2 separate regions of the Mus musculus genome follow, and region 1 is linked to region 2. The links are chromatin contacts, found by Hi-C or POLR2A ChIA-PET in ENCODE. All regions are on one chromosome and are shown on one strand. Each heading gives the region's core, a stretch centred on a gene start or an enhancer-like site at or near the end of the contact. The rest is flanking DNA. Distances are from core to core; before and after follow the strand shown. Region 1 has its middle 6.5 kb from the start of Gm51933. Region 2 holds the start of 2900041M22Rik (RIKEN cDNA 2900041M22 gene).

Region 1 (2,984 bases), core at 478-2,977, 36 kb after region 2:
ACACACACTCTCTCTCTACACACACACACACACACACTCTCTCTCTCTCTCTCTCTCTCTCTCTCTACACACACACACACACACACTCTCTCTCTACACATACACACACACACACACACTCTCTCTCTCTCTCCACACACACACACACACACTACACACACACTCTCTCTCTCTCTCTCTACACACACACACACACACACACACACACACACACACACACACACACACACCCCACATACCTCACACAGGTTAACATAGTGTCAGAGGAGGGCTGGTGGGTGATGGAGGGGGCACAGCAGCCAGAGGAGGGGCTGGGCTTTGGTGACCACTTATTTTTGCTTGTTTTTGTTTCTTCTTCTTCTTCTTCTTCTTCTTCTTCTTCTTCTTCTTCTTCTTCTTCTTCTTCTTCTTCTTCTTAGGAGAAAGTGACCAAAGGGAGCTTCAAAAGGGATGGATCCATGGCAGATGAGTGCTCTCAAATGCAGGGAATCCAGGCGCCTACCTCAGCACCAGAAAAAAAGAACAGATAAAGAGACAAGGAGAAAGGGAAGAAGGAAAGGAGGAAGGAAGTAAAGATGGGTGGATGGATGGATGGATTGGAAAAAACTAAGTAAGTCCAGGCTTGCTGTTATTGTTCAGTAACCATAGCACTTGGGAGGCTGAGGAAGGAGGATTGAGAGCTCCTGTTCAGCTTTGCTACAGAGTAATGCTGTCTCAATCAAACAGAAGCTATGTATGGTGTCACAGGCTGGAATTTCAGGATTCAGAAGACTGAGGCAGGAGGATCACTGTGAGTTCAAGACCAGCCTGGATAGAATGCACACAGCAAAGGCCTGTTTCAAAACAACAACAAAAAAAGAAAAAGTCACACACACACAGACACCACACACATACACATACACACACCACACACATACACCCTGCATGCACACACAACACCCCTCTGGGGCCAGACACAGACCTAACTGGCAGGGGCCCCAATCCATGTTAGTCAATCACTCTCTGCTAACAGAAGATGTTCAGCCTAGGATGGGACACCCATTTTGAAAGCCCACAGCTGGGACAGGCAAACTGAAGGTTTGGGGAAGTACAGACATGGCTGTCTGGCTTCCTGGCATCCCCATGGCTTCTTCATGGACCACAACATTGTGGCGGCAAAAAAATCAGGCCAGGGAACCATGTCTCACAAAGGGCTCCTCTTACCAGGTGGTGGGGACACACAGTAACCTCACTATGAGACAGATGTCATCCACCACTCTCTCCCAGGTGGCAACAACAAGGGATTCTGTGCTTTCAGAAACCACTTCTGGCTTTATATGAGGATTCACTCGGGTTTCCTTGGACTTTAGGTCATTGTAACATTTTAATTTTCAAAATCAGACCAGGAGTAGGGGTGTTTTATGTAAAGAAGGGCAGTGGGGGGGAGCAGCAGGGTCTTGGGGACTGGGGAGGGGGAAGAAGACAGGAGGGCATCTATGCATGTTGGTCCGTGTGTGTGTGTGTGTGTGTGTGTGTGTGTGTGTGTGTATGCACATGTGTGTGCTGGAGTGTGTGGTCTCCTGCATGGGAGAGTGTGAGTGAAGCCTCACTCTGGCAGAGCAAAGCTTCAGAGATCTCTTGCACAGGAGCCAAAAACACAAATAAATAAAACAAGCAGGCCAGGCTAAAAATAGAGGCGGTTCTGCAGCCTGACAGCCTGGCAGCCCAGCAACCCTAGGATAGGGCCAGCTCCTGCTCCTAGTGAGACAGCAGCCACAGCGTGGGTCTGAAACCCAGAGGCCGAGCTTGGCTGGAACCTGGAGAGGAGTGGCTTTCTATCTGTGCCCAGTACCAGGGCTTAGTGGTCCTCCCTGAAGCTCTTTCTCTAGCTGCTTTGTCTAGCCTCAGTTCCACCATGGCTTCCTGTCCCAACAGGTGTCTTCTGGTCATGGTCACTTCCCAGTACTCAAGTCAGAAGGTGGCCTGTACCCAGGGAAGATCTGAGGTTTCTGTCTTTCCCACACCACTCCAGAGCTACCCCTATCCTTAGATGGTACCAACTTAGTAGGAAGGGTAGAGAGCCTGGGAGAACCATGTAATAACGTACTTGCCTCTAGGAAAGGAACCTGGAGTTTATCTAAAGCAGGGGTTCTCCACTTGTGGGTCATGACTCCCTTGGGGGTCACATATCAGATATTCTGCATATCAGATACTTACATTATGATTCATAGCAGTAGCAAAATTACAGTTATGTTACAGAAGTAGCAATGAAATAGCTTTATGGTCGGGGGGCTCACCACATCATGAGGGACTGTATTGAAGGGTCACAGCATCAGGAAGGTGGAGAACCACTGACCTAAAGTATTGACTGATTTCCTTCCTCTCCAACAGAGACCCCTCTTTCTCTAGCTGCCGGAAGTGCTCTGAGCAAGGACCCCCCTTCTTCTCCCCCTCATCCTTACTTCTTCCTGTCAACAGTTCCATCAACCTTGTCTTGTCTGTCCTCCCCCTCTCTGTCTCTCCCACAGGCCCCACAGGCTATGCTATTGAGACTCGTTGGGAGCCCTTTCCCAGGAACTTCAGAGGACACACTGAGGGGCGGTGGGCTTCCCTGAGTGAGCCTTACAGATTCCCAAGCAGGATATGCAGGCTAGAAACAGGTCAGACCTTGTGTGTGTTTTTAAATCATTCCTGAGAGCAGACTTGGGTTGGCTGTGCATGGCAGTGTTTTCTGGCCTCTTGGGGGAATGGAGTACAGAGATGCCCTACCCCTCCTCCACTCTGTCTCCCTGAGGCACAGAAGGCTCCTCCCAGCTCTAGTGCAGAGGCCTGAAGGAAGCCTTGGGGGTGTGGGGTGGGGTGCTCAGCTGCTGGTCTAGGGGAGTCTGTAGGGCCTTCTTGGTCTACAGCATTGCTCTTTGCCTGGGGAGAGAGGCCAGCTTGTGCTGGTGGCTCCTGCTTTCTGGAAGTTTCATAGCTGCAGATTCTGGATCTTTATAATAGAT
Region 2 (3,063 bases), core at 486-2,985:
TAAAATACCACTGAGGGAAGTGCTTGAGAGCCTCTTCAAACTCCCCCAAAATATGAAGTGTGTCCTTACAGAGAAAGCTGCAATCTAGCCTCCTTTCTTCCAGCCTCGAGATTAATTAGGGCTTATTTAGGGCATGAATGAGGGAATGATCGAGCTCTTGGATTGAAAGCTCTGAGACCGATGTAAAAAAAAAATTTTTTTTTAACAATTACATTTCTATCATAAAAGTCTTCATTAGATATCACCACCAGCAGACTTCCTATTCGGGGAGGGAGACTGCCCTCTCTTCCCACTCCAGAGGCTCCCCTAACAAAAGGCCTTTCTTCCGAAGGCTCAGTTTGGGAGCTGGTCTGAACTTCAGGTAGTTTCAACATTCGACCTGCCCTCTGGAGCCCAACGACCTCCCTCCCAACAATGACCACTTGGGTAGAGGCAGAAGCAGCAGCACTGGCCAATGTCAACCGATGTGTACATCCTCAGCTGGTGCTGACTCCACACTATGCAGACCGGCCAACCCCAGGTAACAGGACTGCAGTAGGAAGGGAAGCTCTTCAGTCTCCTGGCTCCCACCGATGTGGTTTCTGCTCTGGATCTGCCGCAGCCAGCCAGGTACCAACGCCACCTGCATGTAGCTCAGGGACATCAAAGCTGTTGAGAACGTTTTCCCACTGAACTGAGCCTGGGTGGGTCCTTCACCTGTTCTTGACATTCTTCCTGAATCTGGAAATTGAGGACATGCTTGTGTGACTATCGTGTCACATGGTGGCCACCAGATTGTTCTCCATGACTCCTGCCACCTTTGTGTCTGAAGGTGGGACTGTGCCTGACCAAATGACCATGATACCCACCCCCCGCCCTCCACCCCATGCTGGCTTTGGCAAAGCAGCTGGATAAGCTCTGAGTTGCTGATAGAGGGGGCTATTTAGCCAGAAGTAGAGTGTGGTCTCCATCTGATCGTCAGCAAAGAAACAGGTCCAACAGCCCACATAGTGCGAGCCTGACAGCCCACAAGGAACTGACAGACACCAACTGGCTGAGTTGAAGATGGATCTTTCTTTCAGACGATTAGCAGTTCAGACTAGGATGGCAGCTTCATGAGAGCACAAGTGGAGGACCTGGCCAGAGGCTTGGACCCCTGAACCTCACTGTTTTGTTTTAAGCTCACTGTCTTGGTGTCATTTGTTACAAAGTATCTGGGAGCTAGTCTGCAGTCCTGTGAAGTTGAACACAAAATGATGAGCTATGATATCAAGACAGCAGCCACCCTGGTCAGGTCTCTCTCTCTCTCTCTCTCTCTCTCTCTCTCTCTCTCTCTCTCTCTCTGCTGACTAGCAAGGCTGGCACTAGGAAACAGTGTCTGAGATACGGGATCTGAAGCAGGTTCCTGGAGAAGACTCCAGAGCTATCACATCTTTGCTGGGTGATAACGGGTAAATGGTCTGACTAGCACATGCCCAAGCTTCCGACTTGGAAGGTGGAACTGGTGCTGGTCTGTCCTTTTTCTCATAAAAGGGATAAAGAAAGCAGCCTCCTAACCAAATACTCACCCTGCACTGCCGGAGAGATCCCAGCTTTTAGGACAGCTCGGAAGGCATCTGCGCGGTGCAGCTGCAAGGCGTGGTCTTGTGTGTTTTGCCGAGGGAGAAGTGGAAGCCCAGAGAAGTTAAAAGGAAGCACAAGACCATATAACCAATCAGCGGGCCAGCTCAACTAGCCTCATAGCTCTACTTCTAATGGGTGTGTGATGGGCGGGGCAGACTCCTGCAAGCCCGTCCTTTCTGAGGTCCGAGGTGTTCCTGCAGCGTGTAGAGTGGGCGGAGCTTCCAGGAGATCCCTGGTGGGGCGTCCTCCTAGAGCCTGGGGAGTTTGGAATCTTTGTGCCTCTTTATTAGACTTGCATAGCCCAGACTGGCCGAGCCTGAGAAGTGAATTTTTCTGTATTAAATAATTTTCCTGTTCCTGATAAGATCCAGCAACAAAAGGAGTCTAAGGAAGGAAAGGGTTGTTTGGTTCACAGTTCAAGGTCATTGTGGGGATGGTGTGAAAGCCAGAGTGGGAGACAGCTGGTCACATGGCATCCTCTGTCAGGAAGCAGAGAGAGACAGAGACAGAGAGAGAGAGGAGAGAGAGAGAGAGAGAGAGAGAGAAAGAGAGAGAGAGAGAGAGATGCTGGTCACATGACATCCTCAGTCAGGAAGCAGAGAGATGGATGCTGGTCACATGACATCCTCAGTCAGGAAGCAGAGAGAGAGATGGATACTGGTGCCAGGCTCTGTTCCTCCTTTTTGTTTAGTCCAAGACCCCAGCCCAGGAGGATTGTATCCAGTTCTCAATTCTGTCAAGTTAACAAGATTCATCTTTACATTCTCTGTCTCTCTCCCTCATAGGCCAAAGGCATGCATCTTGGGCTGTGCACACAGGGGCTGTGCTGGCAGCTTCTGGCCCACGTGAACCCACAGTGAAGCCCGAAGCAAGCTGTGGGCAGGAGGGCAGCAGGAAATGCTTATCCTGCAGGCTTCTGCAGAGCGGGTTCTAGTTTATACGATCTTCATGGGAGTCTTCCTTTGTGGCTGGTGGGTCATTCTCATTTCCACATCTGTGTTAATTAGCTCTAAAAGCATAGGAGGTGTAGGTTTTAATCTGATTGGTTGCCTGATCACATACTACAGGCTAGGGGCTGAAACCACAGTCACTGAGAGGGAGGAGGGAAGAGGGAGGAGGGAGCTGTCTGTTGTCTCCTCGAGCTCCATTCTGAGGACCAGCTTGGGCTACTTTTCCTGTTGAAATGACAAGACAACCTAATGGAGCAAGGATTTACTGTGGTGCATGGTTTGAGAGTGCAGTCCTGGCGTGGTGTGGAGTCTGAGGCAGGGGCCAGGTAGCATCTGTGAGCAGGAAGCAGAGATGAGTCTAGGCACTCAGCTCATGTTCTCCTTGTTATTCAGCTCAAGTCCACAGCCCATAGAACGGTGCCACCCACATCCAGGGACGGTCTTCTTACCTCAGCTAAGCCAATCTAGAAGACTCCTCCCTCACAGACATGCGCAGAGGTTGGCACCCTAG

Evidence for each region. A loop is a pair of places that touch in the nucleus more often than their neighbours do. ChIA-PET counts read pairs that join two places held with the same protein, here RNA polymerase II (POLR2A).
Region 1: a map of T-helper 1 cell shows a loop between it and region 2 (2.0-fold over the local background). The contact joins the enhancer-like site here to the promoter of 2900041M22Rik in region 2. A Hi-C loop is called at or near these places in 1 of 37 maps with a recorded cell type or tissue (T-helper 1 cell). POLR2A ChIA-PET finds 5 or more read pairs at or near these places in 3 of 5 experiments (Patski and embryonic stem cell).

What each region holds. Positions count from the first base shown.
Region 1 is chr11:117,573,703-117,576,686 of GRCm38, reverse strand. No RefSeq gene overlaps it. Among named protein-coding and RNA genes, the nearest start is that of Gm51933, 6.5 kb to the right of the region's middle. Within about 2 kb of position 1,727, at least 2 of the 3 ENCODE cell types and tissues checked have a DNase peak (open chromatin) inside an H3K27ac peak, as active enhancers do.
Region 2 is chr11:117,609,919-117,612,981 of GRCm38, reverse strand. It overlaps 2900041M22Rik (RIKEN cDNA 2900041M22 gene), which reads right to left and starts at 1,735. Exons shown (of 2, transcript NR_015489.2): 1 at 1,548-1,735; 2 at 1-720. It overlaps Gm35170 (a long non-coding RNA gene), which reads left to right. Exons shown (of 4, transcript XR_003949818.1): 4 at 332-1,159.